Regions from separate parts of the Mus musculus genome. Here region 1 is linked to region 2. A link is a contact called in ENCODE Hi-C or POLR2A ChIA-PET data. All regions are on one chromosome and are shown on one strand. The core of a region is the stretch at or near the end of the contact, and the rest is flanking DNA. Distances in the headings are between cores, read along the strand shown. Region 1 holds the start of Snhg5 (small nucleolar RNA host gene 5). Region 2 has its middle 19 kb from the start of Gm28231.

Region 1 (6,263 bases), core at 929-3,428, 280 kb before region 2:
GACAGACCCCGGGGCTTGGCAGGTTTGCAGAAGTTGTCTAACTAACCCTAATTGGGTTTTGTTTATCAGCTTGACACAAGCTAAAGTCATCTGGGAAAAGGGACCTCGGGTGAGAAAATGCTTCCTTCAGATTGGTCTGTAGACAAGTCTGGCTGGCTTTCTTGGTTACCGATTAATGTGGGAGCTCTGTGTTGCCTGTGGTCCTTAGGCAGTATTGACCTGGGTTACACAAACACACACACACAACTAAGCTGCAGCTATTCATCTATGATCTCTGCACGAGTTCCTGTCCTAACTTCCCTTCATGGTGGACTAGAGAAGTTTTAAGTTGAAATAAACCTTTCCCTCCCCAAGTTGATTTTGGTCATTATGTTTATCATAGCAACAGAAAGCAAACTAAGGGGCTGGAGAGATGGCTCAGTGGTTAAGAGTACTGACTGCTTGTGCTGAGTTCAATTCCCAGCAACCACATGGTGGCTCACAACCATCTGGAATGGGATCCGATGCCCCCTTCTGGTGTGTCTGAAGACAGCGACAGTGCATTCATATAGATAAAATAAGGTGAGCCTTTAAAAAAAAAGAATAAAAATACATATTAAAATCATTTTGAAGATAACATTCATCTAAAAACTTTAAAAACCTAATACTGTAGCTGTGGAGATGGTTCTAATAGATAAAGCATTAGATTTGCAGGCCTAGGGACTTATAATTGTTTGAGTCCCAGAACCACATAAAAATGTTAGTTGTGGCCCATGCTTATAATTTCTGAGCTGGAAGGCAGAAACAGAAGGATCTCCTAGACTTGTGCTCAGCCAGTCTAGCCTGATTCCTGAGCTCCAGATCAGTAAGAGGCCCTATCTCAAAAGGGAATAAATGGTGCTTGCGAGGATAACACCTAAGGCTGCCCTTCAGCCTCTGCATGCATGTGTGTACCTGGGCACATAGATTTAAAAAGAACCAAATTAAGACCACAGGCTTGAAATGTAGCCCAGAGGCACAGTCCTTAACCAGATGCTGTGACAAGCTTTTACCATGTGATTCTATTCCCTACCTTCTTTCTATGGCAAACCTTATGTGATGTTCTTACCCAAACGGCTTTTATTCACTTATTACCATTACTATCACATGTGTGCATGATGTGTGTGAGGGCATGCATGCCACAGTCTATAAGTATGGTGATCAGAGGATAACTGTTAATGTAAACTGACAGCAAATGCACACATAATTAGTAAAAAATGCTACAAAATAAAGACCCGAGCTTCCAAGTGCTAAAATATCCAAATGTGTGTATCCATACATTTAAATTACTTTGAATTATATATTTGACCTTTGAAGTCTTAAGTTTTTTTCTGCAGATAATTTAGAAGGGAGAAACTTAAAAAATAGCAAAGGATAGCTATGTGACCTTAGGCCAACTGGCGGCTTTTGACTTGCTTTCTCCTCTGTGAAACGGAATGTTTAACTTCTCAGCATTCTGACAGTATAACTGTCACTAGTGTCTGTTTCCCGGAGTGGGAGACTTGGGGGGGCGGGGGAATCTGGTGTTGGACCTGGTTGAGCGCCCAAGCAGGCGTTGGATAAGCCTGCACTGGACAGCATGGCTGTCTGCAGACCAGCGGCACCCCCAGAATGCAGGAAGGATAAACGGAGAGCTTTTCGGTTTTCACCCGCGTAATTCTGTCCTCCCAGGTCCCTTCGGCTGCCCCGCTGAATACACAAGCGCAGCGCTGGCCACCGTAGCAACCAAGCTTCTCCACCAGCGGCGCTCAAAGCTGCCTGCGCGGCGAAGTCAAGGCCACTCCCTGCCGCCGACCGTCCGTGTCGACTAGGCTCGAAGCAGGCGGTGACCTCGCCTCCAACTGCGGCAGTTCGTTTGAATTCTGGCGCCACTCCCACGCCACGTCGAGCTGAGCCACCCCGCCAGACTCGGAAGAGACCGGTGGCGGCGAGCCAGCGGGAGCGCGCGCAGCAACGGAGATGCACGCGGCGGCGGGCGGGCGGCGCGCACCACGCCCCGGAATGGCCTGTAAAAAAAAAAAGAGGTCCAAGGCGCGCGCTCCCACGCGTTGCTTCATGAAAAGCCACGCCCCCACGTACTCTCGCGTCCAATCAGTGACAGAGGGAGGGGCAGCCTCGATCTCGCACAAAGGAGACTATAAAAGGAGCTGCGGTGAACCGGGCTCGTTCTTTTACGACGGAGCCTAAGATATTCTTTGTCTTGTCGGTGAGTGAGTTACAGTCGGATGACCAAGTGAAATATAGGGGTGCAACGAGGATTTGGAGGCTTCTGAGACTTGAACTTAGGGTACTGGTGTAAACTTCCTCGGAGAAGTGCGCAGCAGCTAATGATATTTCGGGATTGGAGTCTGGGCCCCAGTGAGATTCGTACTAAGCGGCCTGACTGAAGGCCGCATGCGTTCTAGTTCCTGAGTCCCCGCGTGGGTAGGTTTTTACAGCAGGGTTTGCAGCCTTTTGTGCTGTTCCGAAGGTACTAGAGTCACCGAAAGAGACATCCTATTATATGCACGTTCACAAGGACAATGGCGCCATTGTTCTTCGCGTCTTCAAAGCAGCTACAAGAAGAAACCAAGGTAAAGGCGATGCAGCTTCTATATTTTAAGAATATTGTTATAGTGCAATAGGAAGTGATGTGTGATGCTTAAATTTTGTTTTTTGATTTTTCATTATATTAGATGGAGGGGAGCCCAAAGCATCTGAGAGAATTGATAAATGAAAGAAACATGCTTAAAACATGACCGTTTTAAAGGGTGTGTATTGAAGCCTAGATTTTTTCCCTTGTAAGCATGCAAACATACCGTTGTGAAGTAAGAATCCGGGTTCCTGGAAATGTATTGTGAAGTAGTCCTGGCCAAACTACTCTGGCCTTTGCAATTTGGAGTGACTGTTGTGAATGCATGGTGTACAAATTGATTGTACAAACAGTTGTGAGACATACCGGGTCAGAACAGTGATGAAATACATCCCGAAGATGATGACCTGAAGATAAATGCAGCTTCTGAGAGAAGACCATTGTGTTTAAGTGGTAGTCTTGTTAATGCAGTTCTTACTCATAGCATGTCATGGTACCTCTTTCTGTAGTGAATGCTGACCAGTGAGATGCCAGCCTGCGTGTGAAGATCCTACAGCAGAAGTGCATGTGAGTGGTGCTCTGTTTTGTTTTCTGCTGAGCTTACTGTCGTTGGTCTAGTCTATGATGATCCTATCCCGAACCTGAATTCCTGTTGAAAAACCATAATTACGGATCTGGCTTCTGAGATGGACCATTGCAAAGGACTATTGTGTTCTTCTTTAATGTTGGCAATGACGTAATGCCTGTGTTTTTGTTTTTATATTTTAGGGCCAGTGACACAAGAACTTGCGAGAGATGCCAGTCCGCCTGTGAAGATCCTGCAGCAGGAGTGCATGTGAGTGGTGCTCTGTTTTGTTTTCTGCTGAGCTTACTGTCGTTGGTCTAGTCTATGATGATCCTATCCCGAACCTGAATTCCTGTTGAAAAACCATACTTACGGATCTGGCTTCTGAGATGGACCATTGCAAAGGACTATTGTGTTCTTCTTTAATGTTGGCAGTAACATAATGCCTGTGTTCTTATTTTTATATTTTAGAGCCAGTGACACAAGACGTGCGAATGAAAACTAGATGTGACCATCCAGAAAAAGCATAGACAAAAAAATGCAGTCTTAGTACTGGGATGTTTGAGATGGGGTCTATCTACATGTCTCTAGCTGTCCCTATCAGGACAGCATCTGGTGTGGCCTGCAGAGTTGATTCCTGTACTTTTTTTTTTTTGTGGGCTGTATGTAAATGGATTGTTTTGACAATCCATTCGACAGTGTTCTCTTCTGTGAAGGTCATAGGTGAGCTGATTGACAGACACAGCTGTACAGACTGAATGCAATCCTGACTATAAAGCTGCAGTTCATCATTATGAGCTATTTCCTTATTCTGGCAGTGATTGAAATAAAATGGGGAGTATTGAAATAAAAAACATTCAATTGCAAATATTTATTCAATTCTTTTTGTGTCAGAAGATTAACCAGAGTGCCCTGGTACATGGTTCATTCCACTTCTGTGGGAATTGGGTTTGCAAAGTTACTGTGCAAAGCGCACTGTCAGCTCCCAAACTAGCTAGCATGATCATACACATTATCAGGTTTCCCTGAGAACTTGTCAAAAAATTCCCTCCCTACCCATTTCTTAATTGGGGGGGGGGGTTCTAGACAGGGTTTCCTAGCCCTGGCTGTCCTGGAACTCTAGACCATGCTGGCCTTGAACTCAGAAATCCACCTGCCTCCCCAGTGCTGGGACATTTCTTAATTTTGAGACAGTTTCTATGTTCTATGCTTGGTTTGTCTTTATTCCACCTGCCTCTGCTTACCAAGTACTAATACTAAATGGGCTTCTACATTAACTGCTGCACCCTTCCATTCTCCTTTGCTTATGGGCTTCTGTTTTGATACAGTATCTCAAAATTGTCCTAGCACTCAACTGCAGAGATGGCAGTCCCCAGTTTAGAGATAAAGGAGATCTAGTCTTCACACTTAGCAGAGGGACTCTGGTTTCTTTCCCCCTGTACATGTTATGTCTTCCTGGTGCCATTGGTGAAAGAACCTTGCTACCTTTGAAAAGTGAGTTGGTTGTTATAGTCCAAATTATTGTGTATGCTCTAGATATTACTGGTCTGCCAAGGAGCCCAGAGATGAACTGTCCATTCTCTTTTGGAGGACAGGTATAGAGTGACAAAAATGGAAAGCAACCTAATAGAAATGGGGAAACGCAAGTGAGTTTTCTTGGGCCCTGAAGTGGTAAACACATTTAACCACTGAGCCATCCCATCCCCCATCATGACTGGGTGATTTGTACCTGAACAAGAAACAAGACCAAATGACATCGTTTTAGTGGAAAATAAAATTCATTTCCATTAAATTTACTAACTCAAACCTTTTTAAACAGGCTGGGTGGCATTTTTTTCACTAAGCATGAGGAACTAGCCTAGTTAACAAATGCTGTAATCCTAAGTTATCCCAGACTTTTGAGTTTACTAGCTTGTTAAATTGATAAGGGACTTAACCTGAGAACTAACTAGAGTTAGGTAGAAAAACCAGCTGATGGTTGGGTGCTAACAGTGCACACCTTTAACCTGGATAGAGGCAGGTGGATCTCTTCAGTTCAAGACCAAGCTGGTTGGGGCTGGAGAGATGGCTCTTCCAGAGGTCCTGAGTTCAATTCCCAGCAACCACATGGTGGCTCACAACCACCCTTAAGGAGATCTGATGTCCTCTTGGGTGTCTGAGGACAGCTACAGTGTACTTACATATAATAAAAGTTAAAAAAAAAGATGGCCCTGGTCTACAGAATTCCAGGGTTACTCACAGAAACCCTGTATGGAACTAAAATTAGAGATTCTTGAGCAAGTACAGAATCTGTACTAAAGAAGGTCAAGAACAATAGCATCAGTTCAGGGAAGCCAGATGGGAACAAATCTGGTGTTAACTCATAATCTGTGCTGGAGGGTGGAGAGTTGCCTCACTAGTGAGAACTGTTGTGGGAGCCAGCCTGGTCTATGCAGTTCCAGGGCTATACATAGATAACCCTGCCTCAAAGAGATTTTAAAAAAGGAGGCCTTACTAACATGAAAACAGACTGGTTTTATAAGTTGAGAAAACAATTTGTATCTGGCTTCAGTAATTTTAGCCAACTGGAATTTTTGCCCCTGCCTTGTATCAGGATCAGATTGATCTTAAAATATAGTAGGTATAAATCTACCATTTGGTGCTTTCTAAAATTAGTTCTGTTGCCAGAAACTTAATCTGCACAGCACTTGGTTTCCCAGTCAAGTGTCCTCTGAACCAACTAACAGGCCTTGAAAGCTTGCCGCTTACAGTGTATACTGGAGCTTCTGGCTGCTTTCATGGCTTTTTCTCCAGTGTTCCAGTGGGGATTAGAGTCCTTACCTGATTTTTGGTTTTGAGACAGTCTCACTGCAAGCTGAAGCTGACCTCAAAGCCATGGCAAACCTAACAGAAAGTTTCTAAATAGTGGGAATTTATAAGCATGAGCCACTATAGATGGCTCACAACCATCTATAATGTGATCTGATGCCTTCTTCTGGCATGCAGGTGTGCATGCTGATAGAGCACTCTGTTTTTTTTTTTTTTTTTTTTTTTGAGTCAGGGTCTCACTATGTAGCTCTGGTTGTCCTGGAAGACTGTACATTCCGGGTCCAGTAAGATGGCTTAGTG
Region 2 (6,082 bases), core at 795-3,294:
GTAGACTGAGTCTTATGCATTCCGCATACACTGCCATCCTTAAATCTCTTTCAGGCGCTGTTACACTCTGAAGAGTTTAAAAAGAGACAGGAGGGTGCAAGTTTAGTCACGTCAGCAAAGGGGAGACGTGCACAGCAAAGGTGTCACCATCAGAATTATTTCTTAAGTACACCAGTGTTGTTCTTTTCAAATAGTGGATACCCACAGTCATCTCGACCACCGGGCACAATTGTTTTTCCTGATAAGAGCTCAGGGGACGAAATGGCAGGCCATGACTTCGTGGTGGCTGTGACCCAGCGCTGCCCCAGGAAGTGTCCCTTAGAGGCATATACTTTAATGTGGGAAAGGACCTAATGACTAGTTGTAATTCAGGCTTGTCTCCTTTTGTTATGGAAATGTAGCCCTATTGAGGGGATGGTAGTCAATTTTGGTGAGCAAACATTAACAGAAATGTTCTCAATAACCCCAAACTTTAATTTTGGTACAAAAATGCTCATTCCTACAGTTCCTAACAGGTCAATATGCACAGCACTTTGAAAATTATCCATGAATATGTGCTTAAACTAAGTGATAAAGCTTGAGTTACCCCCAACACAGGCTGCTAGCAGAGGCCAAACAAACACTCCATCTCCTTTCAGTCCCCTGCTATAAATGAAGGGCCCTCTCTGGTCTGCTTAGTTTCTGCTTTCAAAGGGTGATTTTGCTGTTCAAAATGCTCTCTAAGCACCGTTCTGAAATACTGTATAGTGCTTGACTTAGAAGAAACTCATGATGTGTCTTACCAAGAAAATGTGTATTCATCCAGCTTCAGGCACGACCTTGATGGCATCGGATGAGCTTGATGTCTATGGATCATTGCTATAGATTAAATAAGGTGTTTCCACACTGCAGCAACCAACACTTCCAACCGGAAGGCTCTGGTTGGCCTGTTAATGGCAGCACCAGGAGCAGAGGCTCCTAGGAACTTACTTTGTGTTCAGAGAGCAATGACTCAGTCTTCGCCAACAGTACTTGAGACACTTTCGAGACTGTGAAAGAATTTACCGTTCTTTGAACATTCCCAGGGCTAGTTTGGGTGTGTGCCCGAGGGTGATCTCTTTGGCACATTTTGCCCAACTCCACTATTCGACAGTCACTTTTCATCTTTGAAGTCACAATTAATCGATTGATTTGCTCCTTAGCTTAGGGTGTGCTTCATCAGTAGCTCATGATGGCACATATTCACATGATTAGTTTCATTTGACAGGCGTAATTCTGAGAGGAAACCAAATCTCAACAGGGCAGGATGTGTTGGTGAGGAAGGGAGTGACAGCCTCTTCCATTCTCCTTTGATGAGCAGGTCTGGTGAGGAAAAGGAGAGGGACAACTAGACAAGGTATTCCTGTCTATTTCCTGTCTTCCTCTTTTTAAAAAAAATTTTTAAAAATTGGATAAAAGTTCATTTTCTTCTGTCACTTTTGGAAATGACTGGTTTTTGTAGCTTAAATGTTTGAGTACAAGTTACATTTTATATATATACATATATATACACACACACACACATATATGTATGTATGTATGTATTTATGTATGAATATATACTATATTCACACACACACATATGAATGAACTGGCAACCATGTGATCAAACTGATAAATAATTTATTAAAAATAATTTTATCAGTTGTAAACTGTTTTTCGCTTGCTTTTCTCAAGCCTTAGTAATATTTTGATCACAACTGAAGTGCCCAAGATGAGGGCTTAAAACTATCCCAAAGATTCATGAATACAGCAGGACTGCTAAGAGACTGCCATAGTCCAGTCCAGAGGGCAGACATTAAGCAGCCTTGAAATCTCCCGCCACAAAATCAGGAAACACGTGTCCAGGCTTGTGTTCTCTGAGTTTTCCTTCTAGCTTAGGAAGGTTACCCCAGTGGTGCCTCAATACGAAGCAGTCGACAGGTAACTCTTACTCTTTTTACTAGACATTATCCCCCTCTGCTGGTTTCTTGGTGTATTTGCACGGTGAGCTGAATTTAGCCCAGGGCAGACCTTCCTCTGTCCGGTGCACGCATTGGCACATGGGAGTGCTACAGCGCATGTGTGGATTTCCGAGGACAACTTTAGGAAGTTGTTTGTCTCCTGTATTGTAGGTCGTCGGGCTTGTTCTCAGGTTGTCAGACTTAGTGGCTATGTCTTTACCTGCTGAGCTATCTTGCTGGCCCTGATATTTTAGAAGATTTTAAATTTAATTTTTTGACGAGTTCATAAATGTATTCAGTATCGTGATCATATCCACCTCAGATCCCTGCCTCCGACTCTCCCTGACCCCCAACACACCCTTTCACCTTCACATCTTCTTCTTTAGAGATATTTATCGCTAGTGTATGTGATGAGAGTGTGGACCCAGACCCACAGTGCCCCCCTCCACCCCCAGCCTTGCCCAGTACCCCTGTCTCCCCTCCTTACAACCCCCCCTCCCGTCCCTCCGGCCCCTGTGGAAAACATAAGACAACTTTATGGAGTTAATTCGCTCCTTCACATTTCAATGGGGCTGGGGATTGCATGCAAATCTCTAGGTTTTTGTGGCAAGTGACATTATCCAGTTCACCAGCTTCTCCTCCTCTTTCTCCTCCTCCTTGTTCTCCTTCTTTCTTCTCTTTCCCCCTTCTCCTTCGACTCAGTGAGTGCTGTTGTACACATGCATGAGTGTGGGGCCATCCACCACAGCCCACACCCTTGAAGAAAAATTTCCCTCTTTACCCAGCAGCCATCAATTTCGAGCAGTACCTTAGCTAAGGTCTATTCTTAGCCGTTCTTAGCTAAGAGCACAGCTCTCCTCTTGTTGGAATGTTGATTGGCTGGAGTAGGTGCTGTGCAAATGACCCTAGCTGCCTCATCTGGGAGAGCGAGACAAAGAAAACCTGGGCTTAGTGTCAGGGACTGTGGGGGTGGAGGAGTGACCCCTTCAGGAGGATATACTGAGAGCTAGCTCTCCTTAGTGGAGGGCAGAGTCTGATACTGGGAGCCCAGAGTGAGACTGGGACAGTCACTGTACTGAGGAGAGGAGCAGAAAGACTCTTCTTTAGCGATTAGCCAACTGCATGGCTTTCTTTTTCTTTCCTTTTCAAAATTTAAATTTATTAATTTGTATATTCATTCACTTTACATCCCAATATCAGCTCCCCCTCCTCCCTCTCATGCAGATCCTCCTCCCGGATTCCACCCTCTTTCTCCTTTGCAAGGTGGAGCCTCCTTCTTGGTGTTAGCTTCCCACGATAGATACACGACCCCCCTTCCCCCACTCCAGCAATCAAGTCCTGTGGGACTAGGGGCATCCTCTCCCACTGAAGCCAGGCAAAGCAGTCCATTTAGGGAAATGGGATCCACAGACAGGCAGGCAACAGACAGCCCTTACTCCAGTTGTTGGGGGACCCACATGAAGACCAAGCTGCTCATCTGCTACATATCTGCAGAGGTCCTCGGTCCAGCCTGTGCCTGCTCATTGGTTGGTGATTCAGACTCTGGAAACTTCCAAGGATACAGGTTAGTGACTGTGTTGGTCTTCCTGTGGGGTTCCTGTCCTCTTCCAGTCTCTTGGTCCTTCTTGAACTCTTCCACAGGACTCCCTGAGCTCCATCTAATGTTTGGGTGTGAGTCTCTGCATTTGTTTCCATTGGCTGCTCTGTGGAGCCTCTCAGAGGTCCGTTATGCTAGGCTCCTGTCTGCAAGCATAACTTGCAGTATCATTAATCGTGTCAGGGATTGGTTCTTGCCCATGGAATGGGTCTCAATTTGGGGCCATCACGTTTTGGGTCAAAGTTTTTGTGGTTAGGTTGCTGTCTTTACACCCCTATTGGTAGTCCTGCCTGGCTAGAGGAAGTGGCCACTTCTGGATCCATATCCTCCACTGCTAGTAGTTTCAGTTAGAGTCACCTCCATATATCCCCTAGGGCCTCCACCCATCTCAGGTCTCTGGCATGTCCTAGAATCCATCTCCCCCAATTTCCCTTCTCTCTTCCCTGATCTCCTTATATCTCTGCCTCTTATCCTGCTCCCCTCTCCATCCCCTTCCCCACCCAGTTCCACCAACCTCTGATACTTAGTTCTTTCCCCTTTTGAGAAAGACTTGGCCATCCTCCTTTGTGCTGTCCTTGTTATTTGGCTTCTTTGGGTCTGTTGATTATAGCATAGTTATCCTGTACTTTATGGCTAATATCCACTTATAAGTGAGTACATACCATGCATGTCCTTTTGGGTCTGGGTTACCTCACTCAGGATGATATTTTCTAGTTCCATCCATTTGCCTGCTAAATTCACGATGTCCTCATTTTTTAATGGCTGAGTAGTATTCAGTTGTGTAAATGAACCACCTTTTCTTTATCTATTCTTTAGTTGAAGGACATCTGGCTTCTTTCCAGTTTCTGGCTATTATGAATAAAGCTGCTATGAACATAGGTGAGCAAGTGTCTTTGTGGAATGATGGAGCATCTTTTGGGTCTATGCCCAGGAGTGGTATAGCTGGGTCATGAGGTAGAACTAGTCCCAATTTTCTAAGAAACTGCCAAATTGATTTCCAGAGTGGTGGTACAAGTTTGTACTCTCATCAGCAATGGACGAATGTTCCTCTTGGTCCACATCTGGGCCAGCATGAGCTGTCCCTTGAGATTTTGATCTTAGCTATTCTGACCAGTGTAAGATGGAATCTCAGAGTTATTTTGATTTGCATTTCCCTGGTGACTAAGGACTTTGAACATTCTTAAAGTGTTTCTTGGCCATTCGAGGTTCTTCTGCTGAGAATTCTCTGTTTAGCACTGTACCCCATTTTAAGTTGAGTTATTTGGTTTGTTGCAGTTTAACTTCTTGAGTTCTTTATATATTTTGGATATTAACCCTCTGTCAGATGTAGGGTTAGTGAAGATCTTTCCCCAATCTGTAGGCTGTCATTTTGTCTTATTAACATTGTTCTTTGACTTAAAGAAGCCTTTCAGTTTCATGAAGTCTCATCTATTAATTGTTGACCTCAGTGCCCGAGCCACTGCTTTTAAAAAAAAAAAAAAAAAGCCTGAACTGTATGTTTAAGTCACAGAATCAAATCAAACAACATAAATCCATTTTAAGGACAGGTGAAAAATATTCTTTTACACTTTGCTCTCTCATTCCCTCTGAGCCAACGAAGTCAACAGTAGCTGTTGTTTATCCTTGGCATGCACAGCTGTGTAGACAGGCAGGGACAGATGGTGTTCCCTTCGTGAAGAAGGGTGACATGTGTGGATGTTTGGAGAGTAACTGCAAACATTGTTCACAGAGGAGCACTCGTTCACATTTGTTGTTTTTACTGTTGATCTCTCTGGGTTTGTTTTTATGAATACTAATTAGACGGTAAACAGTACTTAAGAATTTGTGCTGACTCAGTGCTACTTTGGATGTCGGTCAGGCCAACATGAATTTGGATCACGTTTGTTTGAATTACTACCTAGCAGCCTCTCGAATCTATCTCCCACCCCTGCTATTGAACACTCAGCTTTCATTCCCAGATTTTTAATATTAAAAATCGCTCGTAGAAACATTAGTACTTATCAGTACCTTTCGTCTTTGGGGCACCAGATTCTCCAAGGAGGGAGTGGTTAGCAGAGGAGAATGCGCCTGTTCATAATGCTTCTAGCTACTTTCCAAACACATGGCTGTGCGCCTTGCCAGCTACAAGAGAGAAGGATACTTTCTCTCACTGATTACACTCACTTTGCTCATTTGTAGGCTTTAAGATTTTTCCTAGGCCTTGGAAAATGTCTCCTGGGCTCTAGTTTACAGGCTTTCGTCTTTGGAAATGACTGAACCTGTTTTAAATGGTGTCTCTGCCCATTTCTAGCTTTGTAGTCTTGGGAACACTCATTCCTTTTCTAAGTCTTAGTTTTTACCAGCTGTACAATTATTGAAATTATTAAAAAGAAAATAACTCATGTAAAAATGTATAATGAGGGGCTGAAGAGATGGTTCCGTGGTTAAGGGCACTGGCTGCTCTTCTAGAGGAAATAAGTAAATAACTAAGTAATTCATTAAAAACAAACAAACAAACAAACAAACAAACCAACCAACCCAGAGA

The links. Hi-C counts contacts between places; a loop is a spot of excess contacts on that map. ChIA-PET counts read pairs that join two places held with the same protein, here RNA polymerase II (POLR2A).
Region 1: POLR2A ChIA-PET joins it to region 2 with 21 read pairs in embryonic stem cell. The contact joins the promoter of Snhg5 here to the enhancer-like site in region 2. A Hi-C loop is called at or near these places in 5 of 37 maps with a recorded cell type or tissue (CH12F3, T-helper 1 cell, heart and 2 more). POLR2A ChIA-PET finds 5 or more read pairs at or near these places in 4 of 5 experiments (Patski and embryonic stem cell).

What each region holds. Positions count from the first base shown.
Region 1 is chr9:88,518,812-88,525,074 of GRCm38, reverse strand. Snhg5 (small nucleolar RNA host gene 5) reads left to right here and starts at 2,178. Exons shown (of 5, transcript NR_040721.1): 1 at 2,178-2,591; 2 at 2,694-2,768; 3 at 3,100-3,157; 4 at 3,359-3,425; 5 at 3,627-4,023. It overlaps LOC115487267 (a small nucleolar RNA gene), which reads left to right and starts at 3,207; the gene lies at 3,207-3,278. LOC115487269 (a small nucleolar RNA gene) reads left to right here and starts at 3,475; the gene lies at 3,475-3,546.
Region 2 is chr9:88,237,678-88,243,759 of GRCm38, reverse strand. No RefSeq gene overlaps it. Among named protein-coding and RNA genes, the nearest start is that of Gm28231, 19 kb to the left of the region's middle. Within about 2 kb of position 2,044, at least 1 of the 3 ENCODE cell types and tissues checked has a DNase peak (open chromatin) inside an H3K27ac peak, as active enhancers do; it is heart, where a contact is called at or near this core.